2 separate regions of the Homo sapiens genome follow, and region 2 is linked to region 1. The links are chromatin loops, found by intact Hi-C in ENCODE. Cell type or tissue: PC-3. All regions are shown on one strand.

What was found. Peaks named below come from ENCODE experiments on the same cell type or tissue, not always from the same donor. Only the 100,000 strongest peaks of a DNase experiment are listed, where the experiment ranks them.
Region 2: a loop joins it to region 1, with 4 times the contacts of the local background. A loop is called at or near these places in 2 of 110 quality-filtered maps.

The regions. Positions count from the first base shown.
Region 1 is chr6:114,340,540-114,348,539 of GRCh38, forward strand. It overlaps HS3ST5 (heparan sulfate-glucosamine 3-sulfotransferase 5), which reads right to left and starts at 2,484. Exons shown (of 5, transcript NM_153612.4): 1 at 1,656-2,484. HDAC2-AS2 (HDAC2 and HS3ST5 antisense RNA 2) reads left to right here. Exons shown (of 10, transcript NR_125845.1): 10 at 1-190. LOC107986638 (a long non-coding RNA gene) reads left to right here and starts at 1,786. Exons shown (of 8, transcript XR_002956366.2): 1 at 1,786-1,850. In PC-3, a CTCF peak has its summit at 3,138; a DNase peak (open chromatin) is centred at 3,112; H3K4me3 peaks cover 3,826 bases; H3K27ac peaks cover 1,956 bases.
Region 2 is chr6:115,892,731-115,900,730 of GRCh38, forward strand. No RefSeq gene overlaps it. Among named protein-coding and RNA genes, the nearest start is that of FRK, 160 kb to the right of the region's middle. In PC-3, CTCF peaks have their summits at 4,018 (motif pointing left) and 4,218; no DNase peak of the experiment used is centred here.

The DNA of each region.
Region 1 (8,000 bases):
CATATTCCTGAAGTTAAGAAGCCTGCCCTGATGCTCATGCAGTTACTTTGAGCAATGACCAAACAGAGAGAGGAAGGTAAGTAGTATTGTTTTCATTTCTTTAAAAACTTCACTAGGAGGAAACCCCAAGGTAACAATGACAACAACAAAAATCTATTGCAACATAATTGATAGCAATAAAACCTTTTTTAAAAAATAATCATTTTTGATATTCATATTTGTAATCCCCTTTTATTATCTTCAACTTTTTCTTGAAAAGACCTTAATATATTTGAAATAAATTATAATGTGTAATTTGTCTAAAGCTCTGAAATATGTAGAAACTACTAAGTAAAACCTTTGAGAAGCACCAGCTGTTTATTACTTCTAGCAAATCAGTTTAGAAAGGAGCATTAGCACAGAAAGAAGGCCCACCCACCCACTTTCGCCCCCACCCAACCCGACCCTGCATGCTATTTATCAGACCAAGTTTACATAAATCAGAGAAGAGTTACAGTGCTATTAAATGTATCCACGAAGTAATATGACATAAAGCACTTTGCAAATATTAAATCTCTCCCCAGTGTTTTCTAAGAAGAAACTGGTATTCGTATTCGGAGACAGAGAGGAGAGGGGGAGAGAGGGGAGGGAGGGAGGGAGAGGGAGAGGGAGAGGGAGAGGGAGAGGGAATAGGGAGAGAGGGGGAGAGAGAGAGAGAGAGAGAGAGAGAGAGAGAGAGAGAGTGAGTCCCACCGGGTGAAGACAGGGTAGACCACGAATGTGAGCATCAGCTCCCTTGGGTGGGTGCCCTGAAGCACTGAAGTAGGGAAGCGGAAGAGTAGAGGAAACCCACCAAGGTGAAGTGACTCCGGAGTTGTTTGTTTGCTGGGCGCTTGGAACCTCCAGGTAAAGACATCCACCTTAAGCTGGACGCTCCTTGCAGGTTGCCCTAAACCAAGGTGGTCGCCCAAGTAACAGGAGCAGGAGTCTCAGCGCTCCAGTGAGTAGCGACAGCGACCTCTCAGACTTGTTTGTAGTAACAGTATGACCACCCTTCGACTGCATCCATCCCGCGCGCGCGCGCGCGTGTGTGTTGGGTGGGAAGAGATGCATAAAGTGGGGCTGTGAGGGGTGTGGGGGGGGCCAGCTGGGAAGAGAAAACCCCACCCACATGTTAACTTAGCCTTTGCCTGTTCTTTGCCTGCCCTCTGCCTGTCCTCTGCTGGGGCCTCGCAGGCCCCCACTGTCCCAAAGCTGCCCTCGCGCTCCAAACAGCTCCACAGCCACCCCAGAAGTGACCGAACGCGAACCCCTAAACTCTGGCGAGCGCAGTAAACGCGTGTTCCCTTTCTCCCTCAAAGAGAGCGCTACCCAGCGCTCTGGGAGAGACTGAGAGAGAAACAGACAGGCAGGCTGACTGACACCTTCTGTCTAATTTTACCCCAGGAATTGCCCCCGCCGTTTCTCATCTCGCACTAGTTTAACCTCTGGTCCTAAGCAAACCTCTCAAAAGTCTTCCCCAGGCAGCGCCCAGGAGAACCGAACCCCACAAAGTGCTTTTTTGCTGGCATCACCCGGATGCTTCCCTTTGGCGATTTGCCCCTTCTCATTTCCCCCCAAATCTAGAGGTCTCAAAGCCCCTCCCCCGCGCGAGGCGGGCAGCGCGCCTTGCTCACCGTGGTCCCCGGCGGTGGCGGCGCGGGCGGGAGCCTCAGGGCGCGGGGGTCGGCGGCGGGTCGCGTGGGGGTCACCCGGCCGCTGCTGCGGTCCGGACGGCAGTTGGTCCAGTAGTTTCGGATGCCCGGGCTAGGCTCGGCGGAGAGCGAGTCGGCGTGAATGAGAGCAAACCAACAGGGCTGTGCGTGGCGCGTGTGAGTAAGACGCGAGCGGGCCCCACACGCAGGCGGCGGCGGCGGCGGCGGCGGCGGCGAGGTCTGAGGCGGGGAGCCGGGCGGGGGGGCAGGCGGGCGAGAAGTAGTGGAGTTTAGGGCGCGTTTCCTGCACTTCCCCGAGAGGCTGGAACCAGGTGCGGCAGGGCGCGCTCCCGTGGCGCGGGCACGGCACGGGCGGCCGCAGGAGCCGGAGTCCGCGCAGTGCCGGAGACCGCAGCCGCTCTGCGGGGGGAGGTGCGCATCCTCCTTGCCCCACGAGGGCACCGGCGCAGCCCCGGACCCTGCGCGCAGAGGGCGAGACTTCGGGCGTCCTCGGTGACAGCTCCTCGGGCAGCCCGCTCCCTCCCAATCCGCCCAAAAGAGCAACACTCAGTGTGACTGGGATCTTCCCTTCCTGCGTCCTCGAGCCTCCGGTGCCAAGCTGTGCGGGCGCCCCGCTCCCCGCGGCTGGCGCTGTCACGGCCGCCGCCCGGCCCCCAGAGCGCCCGAGCCGGCAGCTGCCTCCCGGAGACGTGCCCAGCTGTGTGCGCGTGTGTGTGTCTAAGCGAATCTCTTCCCCTCCATCACTTGGGCGCGCAGGAGGGACCGGGTCCCTGGCGACCAGCTGCAGAGTGGCTGCCAGTCCACACCCTCCCGGCTCTCTCCCCACCCACCCCGCCCCTACTCCTCCTCGCCTTCCCCTCCTCCCCGTGCTCCTCCTCCAGCTGCCGCTCCCGAGCTCCCAAAGGCAGCGGAGAAACCGCAGCGAAAGGGAGGAGGAGGAGGGTGGGGAAGGAAGCGCAGGTGTCTTCGGCGGAGAGACGGGCGCACGCACCGGAGCGGCTTGCTGCAGGGGGAGGGCAGGGCCTTAGGCGGAGAAAGGGGAGGAGGAGGATTTACCCGGAGGCGGAGGTCCCGCAGCTGAGCCACTGCGCGTCCCACCCAGGCGCTGGAACCGCGGGCGAGCAGCGCAGTGGGGCTGCCGGGTGGGCGCGCAGGGCTCCCAGTTGGACTGAGGTCGCAGCTTGGGGAACCTGCGGAGGTGACCAGGGTGGCAGAACTCGGGGACACAGAGGTCGGAGGGACCCAATTGCTGAGGCGCTGAGACCGGTCTCTCTGGGGTGAGGGGGATGCCTAGACCCAGAGCTTGGGGCACACAGGTGTCCAGGAAGCTGGTGTGTGTGGCTCCAGAGTGCCAGGCGGGAGAGCCGGAGGCGGTGAAGGGTCGGGCGGCGGCCGCGGCGTGCTTGGGGCTGCTGTGTGCATCCGGAGTCACAGGGGGCGATCACCGCCTAGCTGGGAAGCGGAGCTCAGGACTCAGCCTTCTTTCAGGTCCCAAGTCCAAAAGCCGAGAGGCACACTAGCCTTCCCAATTTAGTCTGTGTTCCTCCAACCCTTTGCCCCCAGCAAAACAACAGGCCAGGAGCTGATTCTACCTGCTACTTACTGTGCTCTTTACCGGACTGAAAGGACTCTACTGCTCCAAGGAGACTGATGTGTTGCTTCCTCTCTCCCAACTCTAGTCCCCTCCCTCAACATACATTCCTACCCAACCAAAATTATCCAGAACATTGTATTTCTCATTGATAAACTTTTTCCCTCTGGGGTTCCCTAAAAATGAAAATCTTTCCTCCCTTTTTATCTGTAGAGGCATTAAGTCTCTTGCTTACATTTCATAGTACAAATGCAGTACACAGAAAAGTCCTTTAGGCAAGAAATCACAGCATTATTGCTTATGACGGCTTGTCTGTTTTCAAATGACAGTCGCAGAATGCAAATTTGTGTCAACCTGAGGTCAGTGGAGAGAGTTGGTCCATTTAATTAGAGGTATTTTGGAAGGAATCTGGGAAACAACACTAGAAAGAATTGCTGTACTTTCTCCAGTACCCATTCCTTTTTATTATGGTAATTTCACTCTGTTAATTTAGGCAATCTGAAAATGAAAGGTCGGATGCAATTTACAAGGCACAATATTTCTAGATTCTCATTCAACAGCCCGCCCCACCTCCTTCCTCCCACCACTCTTACCATCACCTCAAAAGGTCATGAGCTAAGAACCGAAACTGCACTTTTTAAATCTCAGGATATAGCCTGAATGACAAAGCTGTTGAGTTTTAGAAAGAGACCAGTTAAGTCTAAACTTATTTACCAACTACTCAGACAAAATCATATGCTCAGCAGCAACAATAAAATGTATACTGTGTAATATATTGAGCAGGAGGAAAGATGGCTGTTTGCCAGATATGTGATCCATTAACCTCTTTAGCTCATTGTTGGCAACAATAGCATACAATCACATTCCTATGTTTGAAAGACAAGAGATTTTTTTTTCCCATCTTAAAATCACAATGCCACATTATAGTCTAAAAGAAACCTCAAACAATAAAAGTAATAAGAAAGGAAGAAACATGGTTTGTTTTTTTTCTGAACAAATGTTGCTGTTCTGTTTTTTTTTCTTGAGGGGAAAAATGCTGATAAGCAATAAAGTCCACAAAAGCATGACAATAGATTTTGAAGAATGCATCACTCCATCTATTAGTCCTTTCAATTAGTAAACTTTATTTAAAAGGTTTATTTATATTATCTTTTGATTGGTATTCAGTCTTTCTTTTGTGCCTGGAAGATGACTGAGAAGGAGGATGGGTGAGCTGAATCTGGTTTCTCATAATTCTGTCTTGCATCAGGTTTATGTCTGGCAGGAGAGGAATGCTCAGCAGCCTGTGCTTTCTCAGCAATCCTAACTTCTCCTCAGAGGATCCTTTGCTCTGTAGCTGATGGATTGTGAGATTGTCACAGTAATTTTGCCTACCTGCTACAGGGTCACACCTGGGGTTGGGAGCAGGTACGGTTCCAAAAACTGGGATGCAATGCTCTGGAAAGAGCTTTTACCTTGCCCAGGGTTGGAGGATTAGATGAAGGTGCATGAGCTTTTTTGTGTTGCTTTTCAACTTCTACAGATGACCTGGATTTTCTGCTAGGTGAAGTGTGGAGGTGGGTGGGTGTGGTCTAACATTTTAAGAAACATTTTGGTATTGTGGTAAATTAAACAAATAAAACTAAACACTAGACATAATGGTACACCCAAAAAATCTATTTGAAATACAGTTTTGAAAACAGTCACAGATTTATTGGTTTAGCTTAGTCATCTATGCCAAATAAAGTACACAGCAATGAAAACATTTGGTTAATTAGAGTGTTCATTTGGTAAAGAATATATTTTTTTTCCTGAACATCAGCATACTCTCTTGTCTCATAAAGATGTAACCATTAAATATTATTTGGGCCAGTGATGCTAGCTTATGTCTATAATCCCAGCAATTTGGGAGGAGAAGGTGGAAGGATCACTTGAGGCCAAGAGTTTGAGATCAGCCTGGGCAACATAACGAGACCCCTTCTCCACAAAAAATTAGAAAAAAAAAAAAAATTAGCTGGGCAGGGTAGTGTATGCCTGTAGTCTCACCCACTCTGGAGGCTGAGCCAGGAGGATCCCTTGAGCCCAGGAGTTTGAGGTTACAGTCATCCATGATCACACCACTGCACTGCAGCCTGAGCAGCAGAGCAAGGCTCTGTCTCCAAAATATAAGAAATATTATTTACTTTACAGCTTCAAATGGAGACTGCCCTCTCAGTAAAATATAGAAATGTTTGTCATTATGAAGAAATTGAGGGCAGCTGACTTACTTTCCAAAATCTATCTTTTTTTCTTTTAACCAGCCAATTGCTGACTTTCAATTGGTTTAGTAAATATTCATTGAAAGGGCCCTTCAGTCCAGGCACAGTGGCTCACACTTGTAATCCCAGCACTTTCGGAGGCTGAGGCAGAAGGACTGCTTGAGTCCACGAGTTTGAGGCCAGCCTGGGCAGCATGGAGAGATCCCATCTCTTCAAAAAAATTAAAAAATATATATGGGCTTGGTGTCACATGCCTGTAGTCCCAGCTACTCAGGAGGCTGAGGTGGGAGGGTTGCTTGAGCCCAGGAGGTCAAGGCTGCAGTGTGCTATGATTGTACCACACTCCAGCCTGGGCAACAGAACAGGATGCCATCTCAAAAAATTTAAAAAAGGAAAGAAAAGGGTCCTTCTATGTGCTACCACTGGAAACCAGAAGATGAATAGAAGAAGTCTCTGCTCTCATTGAGCGAGGTCAGTAATCGCTAGGGCTATCAAGTTGAACAAGGTTCATTTTATTATAAGGAAATATGCCCCTGTACCCACATCTCCATGCTCCATCACTGTATTTGGGTATCTCTTGTATGAAAATTGTGGTTTCTGTATTGTGCAATGCTGTGTTTAGTCATGAGAGACCTAAAAGTGTAAGGCCACGACTGATTGTAAGGGAAGCATTTCTCATGGAAGGAGTGGGTCCACAGACCAAATATCAAAAACTCCGAGGGTGGTAAAGAGGATTTGACCTCTCTCTAGGTCTAGACAAGTGCTGGCCAATAGAAATGCAATGTAAGACACAAATGTAAGCCACATATATAATCTAAAATGTTCTAGGAGCTTATTCAAAAACTTAAGAAACAGATGAAATTAATTTTAATGATATATTTCATTCAACTTAATATATCAAAAATATTATTTCAACATGTAATCAATATAGTTATCATTAATGAAATACTTTACTTTTTTTTTCATACTGTGGTAGAAAGAATGACTTCCTAAAGATGTTTGCACCCGAGTCTCTGGAACCTGTACATGTGTTACCTTACCTGGCAAAGGGATTTTGCAGATGTAATTAAGGTTAAAGACCTTAAAATAGGGGGATTATCCTGGATTGTCTGCATGGGTTCAATCTAATCACACGAGTTCTTTTTTTAAACAGCCAAATAATATTTTTGTATTACTAATTTTAACTATTTAAAATGAAAAGTTACATATTTTAATTAGTGAAAAGCCAATTCTTTGACCTAGGGAGAAAATGCCTGTAGTGACAAATGTTGAAAATGCTTTGTAATCAGTATACTAAGGAGACATTCATATATTTCAAGAATTGCTTAAATGCTGATATTTAAATGTAAGCATGTGACCATATGCTGACTTTAAAATATACAATTAAAGGTATTTATCACAGTTTGCTATACTCCCAGCATTAAGTACAGATACTTTGGAGCATAAATCAAATGGTTTAAAGTGAACCTGTAACATACCTAAGGAATACCTTCCCATATTGTACATGCAGATTACTTCTCCTCCATGTAAAGATCTCATCACTTTAAGTTCTAAGTTAAGTTTAACCCAGCTCTGTAAGTCACTACTTAGGGGCTCAGGATGGCCTAAAAAGAAGGAAAAAAGAATGTAACGAGGACTGATCGACAAGTTTTCTATATATATGTAACTATATATGATCTACATATGTTATATATGTACTATATTGTATAACATTAGTTATATGATATATAAACTATAAATATGATCATTTATGTTACTGATGCCATAGCTAAATTATGTATTATGCATCTTCAAATAAAAGTCGAAGCAATAGGGTAAATGCAGAAGCATCACAATGAGTTCCACTTAATACACATAACTATACAGACCAAGATTTCTGTTGGTACTTGAAATGGATCAAGTACATCTAGTGGACATTGACAGGTATCAGCAAAGATGGGCCATTACAATGGAGAAGCTTAGGAGGATGATGAACATCATGCCAGAGGTGGTGTTTAGCGTCAAACCTCTTAATAGTGCCAGTGAATAACACTCACTGCTGGTATTATATATGCAGTAGTGAATAAGTGAAGAACTATAACCATAATATGCTCACTTCTTGCTATTTCATTTTATCTTCTGATTACCAGTTAAATATAGTGGTCCCTTAGTATCCATGGGGGATTGGTTCCATGACCCTCCTGGGTACCAAAATCCAGATGTTCAAATAGTGTGCTATTTGCCTATAACACATCCACAACCTGCTATATACTTTTTTTTTTTTTTTTTTTGAGATGGAGTTTTGCTCTTGTTGCCCTGGCTGGAATGTAATGGCATGTTCTCAGCTCACCGAAACCTCCACCTCCTGGGTTCAAGTGATTCTCCTGCCTCAGCCTCCCGAGTAGCTGGGATTACAGGCATGTACCACCATGCCCGGCTAATTTTGTATTTTTTTAGTAGAGACAGGGTTTCTCCATATTGGTCAGGCTGGTCTCAAAC
Region 2 (8,000 bases), 1.6 Mb after region 1:
AAAATAAAAGACACCACATTGAGAACATGTAAAAAATGAAAGAAAAATTCAGGAGATTTACACCAAAGAAACTAAACCCAGGGCTGTGATCATCACAGGCTCTGTGTAAGCCACAGCAGAGCGGGCGACAAGCCCAAAGGGACATGGAAGAAACATGAATATAGTCGGCACTGTGAGTTAATGATGTTATTTATTGGCTCTTGTGCAGGGGTCAGGTACTTGGGTTTAAGGTCATGGACTTCAGATAATTTATTTTGAAAGTTCAATCCTAAGTCTGGGACAATTGCCTTTATTGTGTGATTTGGCATGTTCTAAAAATCTTCCCCACTGGAAAATACATCTGACTGAATCTGTCATGGAACCTGACAATCTGGTATTATAGTACTATGTTCCCTAGGCAATCTGGAACCTGGTCCTATATTCCCTGACATCTTCTATAACGGTGGTTGTTGCTTGTCTGGGTCACAGACCTCTTTTGAGAATCTGATAAAAGACATAGATCCTCTCCATAACCCCACCACCAAAAAAATGCATAGGTGACATTCACAGAATACTGTGAATACTTTTAGGAATTTTGGGGAATTTCCTCACTGTTCATCAATTTTACCCACAGGTAAGTTAAAACTGCTGCTCTTTTAGGACATCAGAAGAAACGTGTTTTTTTCTAATGGTCTTAGATATGTTGCCAACTGAGGGCAACATGTTCACAAACTAATTCTTTTAGGGCAATATATGTTAAACTATTATGGTATATTTTTGCCTGATAATTAGTAGAATCTTCAAGAATTAAGACACATGACTTAGAAATGTGAACAGTAATAAAACTAAGAAAGTCTGCATTTATAGATAATCCATATCTTTTCTGTATTCAACTATGTTTCATTAAGTATTAACTATGTTTCAGATATTCTGATATGCCCTGAGAATAAAATGAAGAATAAGTTAAAGACAATAATTCTAACACATCAGCTAATGCTTATAATAAAATGGTGAGGGTTTGCAGGGAGATAATTGACCAAAAACAATGATAAACATATATTAAGAACTTGCTAAATGCCAGGCTGCGTGATCCGTCTATATTTACAGCCAAATGCAGTAAATATTTTTTAATTAAAAATTATTTTACAATGAAGATACTCTAGCACAGACAGCCTGAGCGACTTGCCAAGGTCACTCAGCTGGAGAAGTGACAGAGGAAGGAAATGAGGCCAGGGCTGTATGTCATAGAGGCTCTAATTCTACTTTTGCATTATCTAGAATTGTTCTTTATAAACTAAATCTAGAAGGCATGTGCATTGTGAATAAAAGAGGGAGATTTGGGCAAGGGAGTGATGGGGAAGACTAGTTACAGGCAGTTGTCGGAGATACTGAACTTGAACTCAATCTTGACAAAGCTGGGCAGGAAGAAGTATATTTAAGAGATTGAACTTAGTAATTAGTCAAAAGAGGTCAAGGGTAAATAAAACTCAGGAGTGACTCACAGGTTTCTGACTTGAGTGGCTTAGAAAATGAAGGTGTCTGAGATGAAATACGAAAGAGAAGCAGCTTGGAGGAAGGAAAGAAATGTGACTATTATCCAGTCAAGATTCTTGAGTTGACAGTGCCTATAGCACACCTAGTAGACCACTGAATATATTGATCTAGGGTTCAAGAAAGGTTTTTAATTAGTACAGGACTTTTTAAAGTGTGGTGCACAGACCGGGAGTATTCCCTGATACCCTTTTGAGAAACTCATGAGGTCAAAACTATTTAAATAACATCACTAAGACGTGAACATATTTGCCTTTTTTTGTTCTGTTGGTATTTGCACTGACGATGTGAAAACAATGGTGGATAATACTACTGGTGCCTTAGCACACGTATAGGCAGTAGCATCTACTACTGGGAGCCTGGCAGCTTTCAAACACTTTAAGGCTTTCCTGAGAAGATAGGCGATGATGTTTCAAATGTGATTGGTTGGTTTGTTTTGATGTTGTATAATAAAAACTATCAACATTTGGAAAATGTGTAACCCAAGAAATCAATATTTTTCCAAATAACAAATACGCGATGTTGTAATATCATGCCTGGGTAAAAGATCCATTCAAAGTGCAAGGTAGACCAGTGGATTTTAATGCAATAAAGTATGAGAAGTTATTTACTACAGTTTTGGATTCTACCTTGCAATTGCTTTTTTTGAAACTACCTCATTGATATTTGGTATAGTATCAAAGAAGAATATTCATAGTCACATGAAAAGACTAATACACCTCTCTTACCAACTATATATCTGTGTGAGGCCAAATTGTCTTTATATACTTCAACCAAAACAGAATATCACAACAGATTGAATGCAGAGGCAGATGAGAATCTACCTGTCTTCTATAAAGCCAGGCATAAGAGAGTTGCAAAAATGCAAAACAGTGTCATTTTTGTCACTAATTTTTTTAGTTTGGGAACATAGTTATTTTTCATTAAAAACATATTACTTATGTTAGTAGGTAATATTAGTACTTTTACATTGGTAAGTAATGGATCTATTACTTTAATGGATAAGTAGTGGATCTTTTAAATTAATTAGTAAATGTTCTAGAACCTTTCTATATTTAATGCAATAAGTATCAATAGATATGACCACATAATTAAAAACTCTTGATGTGTTCTCAATAGTTTTTAGAAGTGTAAAGAGTTACTAAGAAAAAAATATTTGAGAATCACTGAACTGGTATATTGAATTGGTATATATAAGACTAATCAGAATATATATGGTAACTAAAGCCATAGACAAGAGAGAACATTATTTTAAGTAATCTTCAATAAGAAGTTAATTAAAACTATTACTAACCTGTGAGTGGTAATAGTTAAGAGGATTTAAGAGAAAGGAATTATAAAAGAGAGTTCCTTGAAAGCCAGGGAAGATAGGAAAATTCTAAACACTTGAAACTAACTGAAGGGATAATTGAGGGACATCAATTTCACTATTTTCTCTAAGGTCAAACTTGGTATTTAATAGATGTCTCTTCATGGTGAAAGTAGGAACAAGCAAAGGCATGCACCTGAACAGCTTGATTCAAATGGCCACATTCCAGGCCAATTAAATACTTCTGAGTTTCTTAAATAAAATGTACAATAACCAATCAGAAAGACTGTGCCATTAATTAATTTGCTATGACAGCTCAAGCCAAGAAATGGACAATACGGAAATGGAACATTAGAAAATTTAATTGATAAAGAATTTGAAAATAACCTTTATAAACAAAGGTAAAAGAACTTGGATTATTTTTTAATGACAGTCTTTCAACATTAAGAAGGACACCACTGATTTGATTTTATTTGAAAACCTAATGAAAAGATGCATGCTAAAATATTTAAAAGGGCTCAGGCTAGCAACTACAAAATTGTATTGACACGCTGAAATATTATAAAGTTAACAACCCCCAAAGATCAAAAGAATAACAAACCAGCATCTTAAATGTGAACATTTAAAGAGCAAATGGTAATGCTTGTAGGTATCTTGGAGTCCTGTGGGTGTTGATCTGATTTTACACTGTGGTTCATCTAGATTGGAATGTTTAGCCCAATCTCATATTCAGGGGTAATGGCAAGTAAAACCCAGTAAAGCTAAGGGAAATGTTTTGTCCCATGAATCTTCCGGTTAAAAAAACACACTAATCTGTGTGACCAAAAGCAGCACTATAGGTCTTCACTTTATTGAATGCTGGAAAAAAATAATATTTCTGCTAAAGGCAGTAATCTTTAGGTCATTGTGGAGTTTTGTTTTAAGGTGTACTTATGTGTGCCTGTTTGTGAGCAACGATTTATGTTGTGTTTATCAAATTTATATACATACATATTCTTTCTTTCTTTTTATCCATTTGGACACATAGAACCTTAGGAATCTGTGAAGCATCACTGCTTTCTCCCTTACCCACTAGACAATCCACATTATCCACTCAAGATGCAAAATTGCCAGGAAACAAACCCTCTGTGGGAGCAGGTCATTTCATACCATAATAGCTCAATGACACCCTCTAGTGGGTAGTCTCCATGCTGTAATTTTGAGGAGGAAAAAATTGCTCTTAGTTTCCACTTTATCCTCAATTATAATATATGGCATTTTGAGAATTTGCACATTTCATAAGAAAAACATAACTTAATGGTTAATATGTTCTCAATGAAGACTGAATTAAAAAGCAGAAATTGAGTATCTAAGATGAACTTAGAATCATAAAAAATATACAAAAGCAAACTGACCTCAGAATGGCAAAAGAAGACTCCTCCTCAGCTGTAACGACCCACTCAGAGTCCCCAGAGATGGTTTTGACAATACAACTTGACTGCCATGACCAGAAGTATCCCTCCTGCAGAGACACATTTAAAGTAAAAGCAAGGAAAAGTTTGTTATAAACACCGCTAAATCAAAAAGGCTGCATAAGAAAGAGAAAGAATAAAAGGAAGATATCTTTCCTTTGTCAATACATCTTTGCTACAGCAAAAATTCCAGATGAGTTTTCTTTGGTCGGTAGATTAGAGAATACACCAACAAGCTAAAAAGAAATAAGGGTCTATAAATAGTTCTATCTCAGATAGCGGATTGAAGGCCATTTGTGAACATGTTCCTACACAATTTGCGACATGATCCATGAGCAAGTCCAATATTATGCCATCATTGTGGGAGTCAATGGGTTAAGACCCAGAACTTAATTGTCTATAGTTTGGGCCATTGAAAAACTTAACGCAGATATTTAGCAAAGCGTTCTGGAGCAGCGCAGACCACACTCTCAGAACGAGATTTCTCTGGGGCACACTGTGCAGGATCCCACAGGACCAGCTACAAAGCTATCAGCATGAATGAAGCATTATCGGCAGCCCCTTCCCAAGTAAAAACTGCAGATTAATATCAAAACCCACTGCATGTCTGTTCATTTTAAATGTCTGTCGTCATTTCTACTTTTCTTAGTGAATATAGGTTCAGGATTTCAAAACTATTTTTTTGTAAATTGGTCAACTTAATACAAATAGATGTCTGAATTACCAAAACCGGATTTGACTCTTCAATATCAATTTTCTCGTTCCCAAGAAGGAAACAATTTTTGCATCCCTTTTACTGAGTTTTATTTTAACCTGGATGTGTTTCATAATATATTTCATATTCCAGATTAGTGGGCAGAAGTTCTGCCCACTGTTAGTGCAGTGCAGTTTAGCATGAGAGGCAACTGGTTATTCCTCTTGAGTCAGAAGACTTGATTTAGAGGTTTGGATCATAACTCTGCAAATGACAAGTTGTGTGGCGTTGATGGAGTAAAAAAAAATCATCCTTGATGCTGTTTCCTTGGCTGAAAAATATAGGGGAAATAATCCGTGATTGTTTTACCTCAGAGTGTACTAAAGGATTTACAAGATCACTTACTTATGCAAAAGCACCAAGTGTATAGTACCCAATTGGTATTTTTTTTAATGTTTGATGAGTTTCTCCTTTTTAATAGGTATCTTGAGTTTTATCTAGTAGTTTTTTCTTTAACAAATATTAAAGTGAAAGGGTTTTTCTCCCAGTTATTAGTGACAAAATGAGAGTGAAGCTAGTTTAGTGCAGGCACCCAGAAACTTTTCAAAATGAGTGTGTCTCCTTGCTAGTCCTTGCCCATCCCCCCTTTCCCAAACACAGTCCTGTGTTTTTTTTGTTTTTTTTTTTTCTCGGAGATAGGATGATGACACATTGGTTCATAACAGCAGCACATCTGCTGCATATTATTGTGAAGATGTCATTGGAAGCCCAAGAATCTATAGGAATTGTTCAAATCCTTTGATCTTGAACCAGAAATCTTTCTTTGCCATTACTAAATAAAAATGTATTCCAGTTAGACTCAGAACCATGAAATTTGATGTGACTTTATACTTGAAAATGTTTGCCTTCAAAAAAATTTTTTTAAGGAATATACATATATTGTTCAGTTGTTGTCTTTTAGGAGTCTATCAGTATCCACAGGGAAAACGTGTAACCTGGAAGAAAAGAAATTCCCACTAGAAGAGAAAGATGTACTTTCTGTGGTTGATTATTTTTTGTATTGGTATTTGTTTCCTAGGGCTGCCAGAACAAAGTACCACATGCTGGGTGGCATGAAATAACAGAAATGTATTCTCTCACACTTCTAGGGCTAGAAGTCTTAAATCATGATGTCAACAGGATTGGGTTCTACTTGAAGCTTTCAGGGAGAATCTGTTCCATGCTTCTCTTATAGCTTCTGGTGGTTGCTGGCAATTCTTGACATCCCTTGGCCTGGAGACCCATCATCTAATTTCTGTCATCATCTTCATATGGCATTCTCCTCTAAGTGTGTCTTTGTCCAAATTTCCCTTTCCTGATAAGAACATCAGTCATTAGATTAAGGCCCACCCTAATCCAGTGTGGCCTCATCTTAATTTGATTACATGTGTAAAAACCCTATTTCCAAATAAAGGCATGAGCAGGTGCCAAGGCTGAGAACATGAACATGTATTTTGAGGTGTGAAATTCAGCCCAAAATACCTGACCCCCAAAAGACTACATAGACCCCAAATTAAACTTATCCATTAATGGCAGTGGTCTTCTCGACTTAAAATGATATTTTAAAATATTTTCCAGAAGTTAATTGTTAACTGGGACAGCAGCTCATTTAATAAAGAAAATTTCTTTTTAAAAAAACATTGTAATGTGAACTAAATACTTTAGAATATTTAATAAATTAATATATGTGGTTTATAAAACTGTGCCAATCACAGTTTACAATAGCATAAGACAGAATTTTTAAAATGCCATTCCCTTAATATGTTGACTTTTGATGCACAGGTTTTACACAATGACACCTGCTTTTGAGTCCCAATGCTCTACATCAGAGGGAGAATTTTAAAAATTAAAATCATAGTTATTAATGAGGCTTCTAATTTTTGGCATTTGATTCAATTTCTTCTTCAGCAAAACTTTTTATAAGAGCTATACTAAGTAAAAAGATTGATAAATTTTATGCTTCACGTTTTTTTTATTTTCCCTGGGATGGGTTGCTAACACAAAGCTGATAGGACGTCAAAAAATTGAGCAACTTGACATCTAGATAATCAGCTCCATGAAAATCTAAGCAAAACTGAGTAATGAAAAAAGGATGGGTGATACTGTTTGGGTGTGTGTCCCTTCAAAATCTCATGCTGAAATTGGATCCCTAATGTTGGAGGTGGGGCCTAGTGGGTGGTGTTTGGGTCATGGAGGCAGATCCTTCATTAATAGATTAATGTCCTCCCTGGGTGTGGCACAAGAGTGACTTTCACTCTATTAGTTGCTGCAAGAGCTAGTTGGTGAAAAAAAAGCCTGGCACCTCACTTCTCTCTCGCTTCCTCTTTTGCCGTGTGATCTTCACACACACTTTGCTTTCCCCCATGAGCAGAAGCCGCCTGAGGTCCTCACCAGAAGCTGAACAGATGTCAGCACCATGCTTCATGTATAGCCTGCAGAACTGTGAGCCACATAAACCACTTGTCTTTATAAATTACTCAGCCTCAGATATTTCTGTATAGCAATGCTAAATGAACTAAGACAGTGGGATCCCGCTTAGAGCTGAGTTCAAATCCCTGTTCATTCTTTCATTAACTACATAACTTTGAGCAAGTTGTTTAATCTATTTTAGTCCCTATATCCTTATATCATTTTAATCCCTATTGTTGTGGGGACATTAAAGAAAAAGCAAATATAAAGCAGTGGGCACAAATTAGGTGCCTAGTTAGTGCTTTCTCCTGATTCCAAGTGTTAATCATTCCAAGCCTTTGGTGTTTGCCTCAGTTAATAAGAATCTCAGTGTCTGTCAGCTCAGACCTTAAATAAATATTGTCTATAAAGCAAAAGAATACACAATGCAATTCTGATTCCAAAAAGCACCTTTTTAATCTAGTCAGCGTAGTTTAATAAATAGATTTTATTGCCAAAAATAAAAACATTATATTAACTGTGTGTAAAAACAGGGTAGTGTAGTAATAATACCTACCCATAACCAGAA